Regions from separate parts of the Homo sapiens genome. Here region 2 is linked to region 1. The links are chromatin contacts, found by Hi-C or POLR2A ChIA-PET in ENCODE. All regions are on one chromosome and are shown on one strand. Each heading gives the region's core, a stretch centred on a gene start or an enhancer-like site at or near the end of the contact. The rest is flanking DNA. Distances are from core to core; before and after follow the strand shown.

What was found. Hi-C counts contacts between places; a loop is a spot of excess contacts on that map. ChIA-PET counts read pairs that join two places held with the same protein, here RNA polymerase II (POLR2A). Pooled maps may share reads with other maps.
Region 2: a loop to region 1 is called in a map of heart right ventricle, with 1.9 times the contacts of the local background. The contact joins the enhancer-like site here to the promoter of WWC2 in region 1. A Hi-C loop is called at or near these places in 11 of 168 maps with a recorded cell type or tissue (Caco-2, Calu3, HepG2 and 7 more) and 10 of 50 pooled maps. POLR2A ChIA-PET finds 5 or more read pairs at or near these places in 17 of 52 experiments (A673, AG04449, AG04450 and 12 more).

The regions. Positions count from the first base shown.
Region 1 is chr4:183,096,758-183,103,242 of GRCh38, reverse strand. WWC2 (WW and C2 domain containing 2) reads right to left here and starts at 3,986. Exons shown (of 23, transcript NM_024949.6): 1 at 3,621-3,986. The coding sequence starts at 3,751. It overlaps WWC2-AS2 (WWC2 antisense RNA 2), which reads left to right and starts at 4,044. Exons shown (of 1, transcript NR_024008.1): 1 at 4,044-6,222. RefSeq lists a silencer at 4,933-5,227 and an enhancer at 4,933-5,227.
Region 2 is chr4:183,161,850-183,168,334 of GRCh38, reverse strand. The region is part of intron 1 of WWC2 (WW and C2 domain containing 2); the gene reads right to left. Among named protein-coding and RNA genes, the nearest start is that of WWC2, 66 kb to the right of the region's middle. Within about 2 kb of position 2,699, at least 3 of the 41 ENCODE cell types and tissues checked have a DNase peak (open chromatin) inside an H3K27ac peak, as active enhancers do; they include A673 and PC-9, where a contact is called at or near this core.

The sequences.
Region 1 (6,485 bases), core at 2,737-5,236:
CTGGCACCCCCTTCCTCCCTTTTCACCCTCCCCACCCCCCAAGATTATTTTTATTCAGTTAGAAGGTACAGGTTGCTCAACATCTGACCCTTGCCATAAGCCACAGATTAGTGTCTATCAGTGGGTTTTAATGGAAAGTCACTTTGCATGGTGTGAAATCTTTCAGTTCAACTAGACAAAGTCATTGTATCTCTGGGTAACATTCAATCCAAGGATAGAAAATGAGCAAAATTCTACTGGGAGTTGGTAAAGCCAACCCACCCTATCTCTGAGGCCTGCCCACTTAAGCTCCCTACTCCTCCAAAAGGCAATGAAGCCAATCCATCCCACCTTTTTCTCCTTTGTTGAATGTAATTAAAAAAAAAAAAAAAAAAGCACCAGGCCATTTGGCCAAGACCTATGGCCTACCATAAACACCAACTGGTATGTTCAAAAGGGTCCATGGTGAGCAAAAGAAGAGGGGGTAAACCTACAAAATAACACTCGGGGAGTGGGCCCATGCAGGCAGGGTAGGGGGACAAGGAATTAATCACAAACAGGGAGATTTCCCCAGGATTAGCCTAGTCACTCAGCCTGAAAAATAAACACTGGGCAAAAAGGTTCTGCCCCTCTGTGCACTCCACCCAAAGACCCCTGAACATGCGCAAGCGTCGAGACAATTTAAAGGAATGATTAAGGACACATGCTGTAGAGTCAAGCTGTCTGGCTTTAAATCCTAGCTCCACACTTAACAAGGGCTACTTCTCTGTGACTCAATTTCCTCATCTGTAACTGGAAGATGACAGTAGTACCTACCTCACAGGACCAACGGGAGAATGAAATGAGATCACAGTTAAAGAGCTTAGCAGAGTGCCTAGCACACAATACACACTGAGTAAATACTGTCCATGCTAGTATTTCTACTATTTCCAGGGTCACTCAGTTCCTAAACTGGAATGTCAACACTACACTAATACAATTAGGCTGGGCCCTAATGGTGAGCCCACAAACACCCCTATGAAGAAGATGATATTATCCTCATTTTAGAGCTGAAAAATGGAGGTTTAGAGGGATTCAGAAACTCACGTAAACTTAGTCAATAAAAGTAAGAAGTGGAGCAATAAAAGCTTTGATCACATCCCAGCAAAGTTTGAATGACGTCATTCACCTCCAAAAGCTTAAAAGCATTTTAGAATAATGCTTCAGCATTCTGGCATGACTACCTGTTGAATGAAATTATGTTCTTATAAAATGCCCTAGCCTCCCCTACTAAATCGGCATAATTATCTGTATAATCAGAAATATTCAACAAATTCTGATAGACTATCAAAAACACAAAATTCTTTTCCTTAACAGAATAACATAAAAAATATGCAAGGTAAATCATCGTGACCATTCTAATTAAATGGCTTAAACAGTTCAAAAGTACTGCAGACCCATAGTATATCAAGTTGTTTTTCTTTCAGAATTTGTAAGTTGATCCTGCAGAAGAATCCACACACTCCTATTGGCCTGTGTAACATCTCTCTTTCCATATGTTTGGTAAGTGTGTAACAAAACTGACAGGAGTTAATAGTTACTCCAAATATACGTTCCCATCAGCTCTTACTCTATTTAGTAAGATTTAGTCACTTAATTGCCCTAAAAGAAAATATAATCAAATTTAAACTGAGTATATAATGGTGACTCTGATCTCAACAGAGTATCTTTTAAAACTCTGAGATCCAGAAATATTTGTAAGTCGTCAAATTTATGTCTCTGAATATTTAAGACCTAACAGCTGCAAGGAAAATTGGAAAAATAAAAAGCTATCTTAGTCAAAACTATTTGTCCCTATCCAATGAATTGTTTATCCAGTTTCCTGAAAATAGTTCATAATAATTACTAATCCATTAAGAGTTTAAAATAAAGGACATGCTTGACTTGTGAAAAAAGTAGTGATATGGATAGCCAAGTCATATAATTTCACTCCACTTTCTATTTACTTTACCCAGACATTACATATTCTTGTAATCCTTTCCGGTAAACACAACTGAGATAATATAGTAAAGCATGTAAACCGAAGAAGAGAACCTAGAATGCCTAAATATTTCAAGAATTTATTGTTATTTCAATTACCTGAAACTCCAAGTATCAGAAAGCAGAAAGAATTACCACACAACTGTAAAAGTCAAATATTTATACAGGTGCCTTAAAAGCCGCAGTTGGGTGCACACCATCAGCACTGACATTTACTATCTGTTAAGTAGTTTCAAAGTGCAATAGCATAAGTCAAATAACTGGCTTGGAGCGTGAAGTTTATGACAACAACTAGCACGTCTGGAGACACTGGGAAGGTGTGATGCCTGTCACAATTTTCATCAGGCCAGCAACAGGCAGCCAGGCTGCGGCAAGACCGAACCTCAGCACAGGTGCCTTTTCTCATTTCAGGAGGGAAACCTAGGCCCGTAGCTTCACGGATAATTGAACAAGGATTGTTCCATAAATTTATAATGTTATTTATAACTTTCTTGTAATTGCCTTTTAGTAGCTTTCAAAAACAACATTTTTAGGGCAAAAGTAACTGAGATTATAAAGTAGTTAGGTATTTCAGCTTCAAATTGAGAAAAGGGAAAATGTTAAATAGGAGAAGCACCTAAAAAGTATATAAAGCCCAAAGGGCCACATTCAATAAAGTTATAATTTTCAGAAATGACAAAAGTCCAAATGTCGAAGTTATCCCTGGTGGCACGTTATTTAAATTTACAATTAGGAATATCTCCTTAATGGATAATTTACAAATTTATAATTAGGAATACCTCCTATTATTCTTACAATAATTCTAAGAAATTTTAAGGGTAAAAAAAATATGGGACACAGAAACATTTGTGAACCTTCAGTTCCTGAACCAATTTAAAAAACAAAAAACAAAGAAACCAGGCTAAGCTCAAATCAGAGTGCCTCAATACCCAACGTTAATTTCACTACATCTCCCTTCCAAACACAATATGCCTGTTCCCGATCTGGGAGTCGGTTCAAGTTTTCAGGTGAAGACTAACGACAGACAGCGAAACCCCCAAACGCGCGTTTTTAAACTCTGAGGGGCAAAGTCAGTCACACCCACTAGCAGGGCCCGGCGGGGGGCGGGAGCCCCTTCCCAGCTCGGGACCTCCGGCCAGTCTGGGCGCCCCCGCCAAGAGCTCGCAGCCCAGGCTCCCGCGCCAAGGACGGCCTGAGGGATGCCACAGGTGGCCCGGAGGGCTCGTTCCCCAACTGGCAGTGAGGCCCTAGCCCACCCCCGCCGCCCAGAGGCCGAAGGTGTCCTGCAGCCTCCACGTGGGCACCTCGAAGCCTAGGGAAGTTCCTAACAGGGCTCAGGTGGCCCCTCGGGTCCGTTAGCCTGGCGCGCGGCGTCGGCCCGGGGCAGCGACTCCAGCCTTGCCTCGGGGCCGGGTCCCCGGAGGGGCGTCGGGAAGCCGGTGGGCGGAGGAGCCCGGGTACGGGCGGCTCCTCGGCCCCGCCGGAGCAGCCAGCCCCACATCCCTCCCGGGACCCCTCGGGGCACCGCGGGCCGGCGCCGCCCCAGCCCCCCGCGCGGCCGGGTCTCCGGGACAACAGCCGCCGTGTCCGAACGGGCCCGCGCCCCCGCGGCCGGCGCCCACCTGTCCCGGGGGTCGATCCAGCTGGTCCTCCTGGTGTTGTGGTCAATGTAGAAGACCTTGCCGTCGTAGTCCCTGGCCTCCTCCCAGCCCCGGGGCAGCGGCAGCTGACCGCTCCCGGCCCTCCTAGGCATGGTCGGCGGCCTCGCCGGCGAGCGGCGCCTCCATAGGTACCGGGCGCGGGACGCGGCGGGAACGCGGCTGCCGGGCTAGGCTGCCAACCCGCGACGCGGGCGCCGGCGAGGGGCTGAGGGGCGCAGGGCGCGGGGCGCGGCGGAACCACGCGCGGGAGGTGCCTCAGGAAACGCTGTTCGCGGCCCCGCTGCGGATCAGTCCACCATGTCTGCGTCGGAGCCGGCGAGCGAACCCTCCTCCCCCTCGCCGCCGCTGCCTCCGCCTCTTCCTCCTCCTCCGCCCCGTCCCCCTCTGGCCGCCGAGGGTCGCGGCGCCCAGGCTGCCGGAGCCGCCGCCGTCTGGGCTCGGATCCGGGAAGCTGCGGCGCTGCCGCGGCAGCGGCGGGCCCCTCATTTGCATGCGATTAGCATGCGCCCGCCCGCCTCATCTGCATGCGCATTCCTCGCGCCGCATTCCTGAGCTTAACCCCGCCGCTGCCGGCGTCGCCGCACCAGCTCGGACGCACTGCCCCGCGGGGCCGCGGCTCCAGGTGGGAGGAAGGCGGGCGAAGGAATGTGCGGCCAGCTCCCTCCCCTTGACCCCAGATAGCTCCCCTGGGCCAAACGCCGAGAGGTTTTAGAGTTTCTGGACGGGGAAGATTGCAAAAGTCTCCGCAACCTTCTCAACCTCTTTCGTCTTCTAGGGAAACCACAAAACTTTCGAGAGGAAAGGGGTGGCGGGCGGGGAGCTCTCCTCCGGAGAAAAAACCTCAACAAGCGGAGAGGGCACAAAGGCTCCCCACGCCGCGCCCCGAGCCCCTCCGGCACCCCAAGGGCGGTCCGGGGTGGTGGGAAAGCGCCAAGCCCTGGGAGTGCGTCGGTGGGTCCGGGACGGCGGGGCCTCCGCCAGGGCTCCTGGCCCTCGATGACCTCGGCTGAGACCGCGAGCCGCGCGGCGGAAAGCGGAGGAACTCCCGTCCGGCCCTGTAGCCGCCCGCACCGCGCCCCGTCACCCGCCGCCCCTTCGCGTCCGGGCGCTCCAGCCGCGGGGCCCCGGAAGCTCCTGGTCCCTGGCCTCCCCTGCTTGGTTCGGGGCGGTTGGCCGTGGACGCGCCCCGACTCTAGTCCCTTCCGTCCAGCCGCCCGCCCCAGGATGTCCCCCCACCGCAGCCCCGCCGTGGCCAGGAGGTGTGGGCGGCCACGCCGGAGGGACCCACGGCGGCGCCGGACGCCCGCCCTTCCTAGGCCCTGGCCCGGCCGGGGTGGGCCGGGACGTTCCCTGTTGCATAGGCATTTATTTATTCAGCAGCTACTACGTACGTGCTGGCCCGCACTGCCGAGGGACCGGACGCCTGCCCCAGGCGGGACAATGCCGGGTGCAGCGCTGGCGGGGCCTGGACGCCAAGCTTCAGGGTCCCCAGCCCCTCAGTCAGAGGGGGCGCCTCCCAGGCCCTGGACTCCTCTCCAGCCGGGTCTACACCACCGTCCCCCGTCATCTTCTTCTGGGTTACTGAGCAGCTTCTTTTAAAATAGCAACACCGAGGAAGGCCCCGAAGCCCAGTCTTGCACCTCGTGGTGTGAAGTCGTTTAATCCTGCCCGCTAATGCGTAAGGACTTTCCACCGTGTGCAGGACTCCGCGCTGGGCAGGGGCTCTCGCAGGGTTTGAACCGACCTCCGCCTCCCCTGCGGGTTCACAGGCCTGCGAGGAAGTCGCGTGAAGGAGATTCGCTACTGTGTGAGGCTGGCCTGCGCGGCGTGGGCAGTAGCTGTCCGGGGCTGGGGACAGCTTTCGGCTCCCCAGGCCATCCCGTCGGGGCATCTGCGGCCAATCTCGAAGGTGGAGAGGCTCAGGGTTGGAACAGACTTCACGGAAGGGGTCCTAGAAGAGGAAAGGGGTCGTGTTTGCCCTTAGAGCAGTCTGGGCGTGAAGCGGAAACTTTAAACCACCAGAAACTCTGGAGAGCTTGGAGCACCTGGGAAGGAGCAACCAGAGTGGGCCGGAGGTAGGGAAGGAAGGCACCCACGGCGAATTTGCCCGCTTTGACCGCATTTAGGGCGGCCGCTTGTGCAGCCAGCCTTCTGGAAGGTAGGCTTTGCGCTTGGTGAAGAGAAGCCCCCACCTCCGGATCTGTGTTCCGCCCCAGTCCATTCATCAGGAGGTGATCACACAAGTCAAGCTTCTCTAGTTCCCGGTGGAATGAGACGCCCTGGTGGGGTCTTAAGGTTGAACGTTTGAATACTGTAAAAAAGATGGGACCTGCCTACAATTAATCTCTCACACTACTGAGCGAATGTGCGTTGTTTTGGACTTCCCTAAATTGGCCCAAATGCATAGCCAACACTTGAATTGCGGTGTACTAACAACATCATTCAGCACCAAACCAAACCATTCTTATTTAAACCTTGCTTCCTAGCTTATTTATTTCCCAAACAACTTGAAAACATTTGTTATACTAAAATGTCTACATCTTACTATTAAAAAAAAAAAACCAAAGTAACACACTTTGCTGCTGCCGTAATTTTATGTCACTGAGATGAACTATTCTACAATACTTGTAATTTCAAATTTGTTAAACTTTCAGCTAAGTAGTTTTACCCAAATTCTAAAACCAGTGAGGAATCCAAAATAGCACGCAGCATTAAATGACGTTTATTGTTCCATAAATCTTCAGACTTCAAAAAGAAACGCTAAATAGACAAACAGAACTCTAAAGCAATTAAGAGACAAGCTCGCTGCTTCTTCCCCACTGACTG
Region 2 (6,485 bases), core at 1,450-3,949, 66 kb before region 1:
TTATTTTCCCACTAATTTAGAAAAATATCTAAATGATCCTTAATTGGCAATGGGTCCTAAGAATTTTGTTTTAAATCCCTGTTACCCAAAAGAGCCCTTTTTTGTATCTCGCAGTAGTTACAAGGATCTTTCTAAATCTTAAAAAAAAAAAAAAAAGAAAGAAAAGAAAAGAAAAAAAGTCAGCCGGGCGTGGTGGCTCATGCCTGTAATCCCAGCACTTTGGGACCAAGGTGGACAGATCACGAGGTCAGGAGATGGAGACCATCCTGGCCAACATGGAGAAACCCTGTCTCTACTAAAAATACAAAAAAATTGGCTTGGCATGGTGGCGCACGCCTGTAGTCCCAGCTACTCGGGAGGCTGAGGCAGGAGAATCGCTTGAACCCAGGAGGCAAAGGTTGCACTGAGCCAAGATCACATCACTGCACTCCAGCCTGGTGACAAAGCAAGACATCATCTCAAAAAAAAAAAAAAATCACAAACTTCCATGGCCAACTACATAAAATCAAGGTATCTAGTCTGGCATTCAGGATACTCAAAATTTGACCTCAACTCACCTCCCAACCTTCATTTCCAGTGATTCCCTTTCCTGTTCCCAAAGCTACAGTCAAACTAAACATGTTTTTTCTAAGTGCACCAAAGTGTTCCATCACCCATGTTTTTTGTTTATGCCATTTATCTTTACCTAGACTGTTCTCTATCTCCACTAAGCCAAGTCTTACCTGATTCTCAAAGCTAGGGGGACCATCCATATAATTTATCACACAAACTGGAACAATTTTGACCAGAAAGATGTTAATTGGAGGGGACATCAGGACATCCGGAGTAAACTGGGGCTGACCCAAGCAGACTGGGAGATATGACAGCTCTACACAAAGCCCAACTCAAATGCACATCTATCAGAAATAACCTCTCTCTCCCTTAAATCTCTGCCACACTTCTCACTTGTATCTCTTCTCACTTATCATTTCTGCATGTATTCGAGCTATGTGTATAAAAGGCTTTATTCTCCCTCACTAACCTGAGTCATCATTATCCCCACAATGTCTAGCATACGGTAGGTTCTCAATAAATGTCTAATGGGATGAATTATTTCCTAGGTATGTCTAACTCCAGTATATAAAATTAGGTTTTCTCGAATCAGTGCATGCCTTTTAAAAATCAACACCAGAGTTCACACAGAGAAGAACCACACTCCGTGGCCATATGAAAATTCTGTGTTCCTCAGAGATGTCCCATGTTCACAAACCATGGTGGTTTGTCCTGATGTGAAATTTCCATGGTGCAAATGACAAATCCATATATGACGTCATACAGGCTGGGACAGAAACCATATTGCCCAGCCACATGGTGCCTTGGTATTAACTACATGTCTAAGCTCTGGTGCAAGACCTACAGAACTCTGTGCTTCCAATTTGTGAGGAGATAGTTCAAGAAGAGCATTGTTTCAACTTAGGAGAGCTTCAGCTCTCAGGACACAGAGCTGAGAGATTACCTTTTTATCCAATAAGGTTTTGACTACCCTGGATCCCAAAGTATTTGATCTTACCTTTCTTATGATATTGACTACCTTCTAGTTATATATTCTAGACACCTGAGGGTCCAGGGCTGTAATCACTGATCTTTGTATACTTCAGAGTACACAGAATAACACACATTATACATATTCAACAAATATTGGTTGAATTAATTTCAAAAACAAGTGAGTAAATGACTTGAGATTGTTCACCAACTGAAACAAGACTTCTCATGGCCCTGCTGAAGCATGTTTCAAATATACACGAACTCAGGCCTGCTTCACTCATGTATTCCAACTCCTTTATAGGCAAAAAATATCCTGTGAGATAGATTTAATGAGGCTCCACCTTACAAAACACTATGGCTCACAAAAGTGAAGAGCACTGTCCAGAATGAGCAGCCAAGGGATAGCCAGTTCTGAAATCGAGACATTCTGCCGACACAGGAGCACTGCAATGAACTTGACAGACATGACATTTATATAAAGAAAATATTTACAAGTTTGATGGCTATTCTCATCCCTGAATGCCACGGGCTACAGCAGACAAATACCCCAAATGCCTTACCCAATTCTATCAATTTCCCTGAAATCAAGGAAGAAAAAAAAAAGCTTTCAGTATCTGTGTCTTTTAGCCACTAGTACAGATAAACCTGGCTATATCTGGGGGAGGGAGTAACATAAATGAGAGAAAAAAAGAATGTAGGACAAAATTAGAAGTAGAAAGCTTTAACTTGTATGTTCTCATTACTAACACAAGATCTCAATTTATTACATTACAGGTAGATACTAACAGTATGATATCAGTGTGGCACTCTTCATCACAAGCACACATTAAAACACTGCTACATAAATGTATCAAGTTACTACTCTGGGGACTCCATAAATGAGACACTTTGTCATCTGGAATGTCTACCTGAAGACAGACTCTTTTACTATGACAGAAAGTCTTATGAATTAAACAAAAGCATTTTTTAAAAATCAAACACTTATTTTTTGTCCAAGTGTATTTCATCACACCACATTCAAATTCCACAATGTAAGATTTGGATGAAAAAGAAAAAGTTGCATTTGGTGCCAGTTTTTAAGGTTCTTTGATTACCTATATAGTTTCTACATTCTTTGTAACAGTAATTAAATGTAAGCCTCAACGGGCTTCAGTCCTATTTGCTATGAGTCTGAAGGCATGAGAAGTATGTAGCATTTATGTAACAGGAAATATCTAAAAGCATTCTGCTGAGATTTCCTTCCCCCACACCCCCTTCCACACCCATTCCTTAAACTGCCTTCAAAAGGCCTGCTGTGTTCTCTAAAAATTAAACATTAGTTACTAAAAGAAACAGTGTACCTATTCCTCAGCACATCTCCACTAAAGTTGTATTTAGCCTGGCTTAAACAGCTTCTCAAGCCTAGCACCTGACCCTTAATGCTCAAATATTTTAATGTCATAGAGGCCAAAGATGCTTTTCTGTTGTTATCAGGGTGGAATTTAGGAGGAAAGAAGAAGGCTTCCCAACTCAGCTTTCCACTCTCCACACACCAAACCCCAGTCAAGAGGCCCTTCCAAAGCCCTGACATGAATGTGTCCCTGACACTCCAAGTCAGAAGAGGCCCTTGTACCTCTTCTACCCTCTCTAATCCCGTACTCCCTGTCCTACCCTCAAACCAACTTTGCCCAACCATGATTTGAATTCCCATGGGCATTTACCCAGTAAATACAAGACTCTGAAACAAATGGAATGTGAAATGCACAGACCCAGGAATGTTTGTGTTATGCTAGAGGTAATGATTGTTAATCCAGCTCTTAAATGAGTCTAACATTTACTATTAGTTATTAGTACCTCTGCAGCAGTACTTATTACTATTAGTTATTATTAGTTATCAATACCTCTAGTTTACTAAATGCCTAAAATGTGCCTTTTCTACAGTATACCATTGGTCATTAAAAATCCTTATGGTAACCAGAATGTGGATGTCACTTAACTGGAGGCTGCCACATGGAATTGGTACCCAGACAACTATAATTTGCCTGGTCTCTTGAAAACATGTGCCCATGTCCTCAGAAGTCAAGCGCTGCCCAAGAATACCCACAAGGCCTGGCTCCAAGGAGCATCCTCCTAACAGGTGAGCCAAGTGGGCCTAAACCCAATCCATTCCAGGACCCATACCCACAGGAAAGGACCTACTTCTCTGCTGCTGGTTTCAAAGCCATTCATATCACAGGGTTTTTCTCCAACAGTGTGAACTGTCTAAAGAGCTTCCCAAAATTATTTTTAGCTTTTTTAAAAAAGGTAGGAATTCCTTAGTTCTAATTTTCTCTGCCTTTTGAAGATCAACTCCTAATCTCTTCTTTCTGTGCCACTACTTAAAATATATATATTAAAAATATATATAAAAATATATATATTATATATAATATATATGTATATATAATATATATATGTATATATAATATATATATGTATATATAATATATATATGTATATATATATATATATGTATATATAATATATATATGTATATATATATATATATATATATATATATATATATGCGCACACCAAATCACATAATGCAGGGGACACTGACCTACGTTAAGTCATAACATTTTCCAAGTAAAATATCACGGAGCTTAAGATCATGCAATCTTACTAAATGAAATTAGAGCAGAAGGTGAATCTCTTATATGGACCTTCTTAATTGCTGCTCACAGAAATTATTTTGTCCAAAGTGCAAGAGACAATTTTAATTTCAGTTCCATTTTCTCATTATCCTCAAAAACTCTAATAGTACCATTTTGTTAAATTGAGTCAATCCCAACTGAATACAGTAATTCAAGAACTTGACTCAATTGTCCATAGGAATACTAATTTCATTTTATCTAAAATTAATATAACCTGGAACATTAAAGCTAGCCACTCCCATTAATCTTGCCACCTTATTTGATGATTCAATTCTAACTATAATTATGTTATACAATTTGAGGCACCCAATAGCTAGATCACAAATCACTTTTGTATTATGACCTAGAAAATACCCACCATCTCTTCACAAAATTGAAACTTCTGAATTAAATTTAATAATTTTGAGCACCATCCACATACAGTAACACAATCAAGACAAAGGGTACTTCCAAAGTAATTTAGCAATGACCTGTAACGTAGGTCAAGTCAAACAACCAAAATGAAAAATAAAGGAAATAGAGACGTATCCTAATTTACACTGAGGTTATGCCCCAAACACTCATTGGTAGTCAGCTGTTTCGCACTCAGGTTATTCATTTTGTCATGCCCCCAAACCAGATCACAGAAGTCTCAACCTCACAGCTTACCTAAATAAAGTTATCTGCATCCTCCCTATCATGTGACCAGTTTTTTTACTGGACTGATTTGTTGTTCTGTTCTTACTATCCCCTGTGGCTATGGGCTCTGGGCTTCTCTTCTGGTGATGAAAGAACAGATTTCTCAGCTTCCAGCTGCACTCCACTGATGGATGGCTACTCCGGCAGCCCAGGGCAGGGGTGAGCTGGCAGTGTGGGGTGTGGACCAGAAAGAGTGAGGAGCTACTGGCAGTCAACATCACCTTGGCACACTTTAAGTACTAAACATCTCCCAAGACACTTATTTTCTAATCTCTGTGTGGCCACGTGAACAGGTCTGCCTGCTTTCCTTTTACCGTCACCACTTTTTAATAGTTCCAGTTTTTCCCCTTTATGGGTTCACTGAAGAAAGTCTTACAGCTTTGCTCTACCCTCTTTTTGTCCCTAATGGAAATCGCTGTTTTATCTCAAAGCTTTTTACTGCTAGGCACTCATGTAAAAGGGCTCCTTCCTTTGAAGTCATCTCATCTCACCAAGGCACTAGAGAGAAAAACAAAAATGGAACACCAGGAAATAAAGGCACTTCTTGGAACGCAAAAGAAAGATGAATACATTAGAAAAGGCAAAGCCCTTGATAAGGCTTTGGGATTGTGGATGAGACCCTAAGGACATGCTCTAGAATAACCAAATAACCACTAACCTAGATTAACTAGACAAGGGGGAAATGATGATGCTGGAAGGGGAGGAGGGGCCTCTGTGGGAAGAAGGAATGGGGTAAGAAGAATGGCTGAAGAAACTACTATAATGGTAGTTTCTCGTGACTCAGACAACCTAAAATTCCTGCAAAAAAACCAGCTGTCAAGACAGCAGATCAGAAAAGAGGGAAGATGAAGAAATGTCAGTCAAGGAGCAGCTGGAGGACAAGGTGCCAAAGAGTAAAGGGAATACTACTAAGAGTCTAGGAAGAGTTCAATAAAGACAATAAAACGATGGTGATGTTTGCTGAAGGAAAGTGATGGCAGGAAGAGGCAAAGAACGTTTATTGTTTGGAAAGGCAGTCCTTGCTTTGCATGGTAGTGCTGCACCATAAAAATTACCTTGCAAGCTGAAATATGCAAAGTAATTTTAATAATTATGAGAACAGAGTATAATTATTCCATGACCTTTGAGAATTTTTATCAAAACGTTTAAAATTCTCTATAAGTGTATAGGCAAATGAAAAATATAGTAAAAATAGTATTTAGTATACTGCAATTTGAAACATTAGAAACACTGAGAATTAGGGTTTGTTTCTTTGTAAAAAAAAACTAATCGGGTAGTTTGAACAGGGTTTGCCTTCTTTGTTGTATAACTTACAATACAGAGCAAGTATCTTTTCTGTATCTTAACAAGTCGCAATACTCCTTCCTAAGTTTGGATTCACTATCAACAATTTTTCCTTTGTACTTTCAATGTCATGTATTATCTCTTTTAAAGTAAAGACATTTGGTAGCATCACTTCCCCTGAGACATCTCCATCCTTCCTCATTTATGCTGAAAAATCTGCCCTCACTACGTTCCTATGAGTACATATCTGAAGTCTCTCAAATGGTGGAACATTCACAAAGTCAACTACAGTTATATGTTGCTTAGTAACAGAGATATATTCTG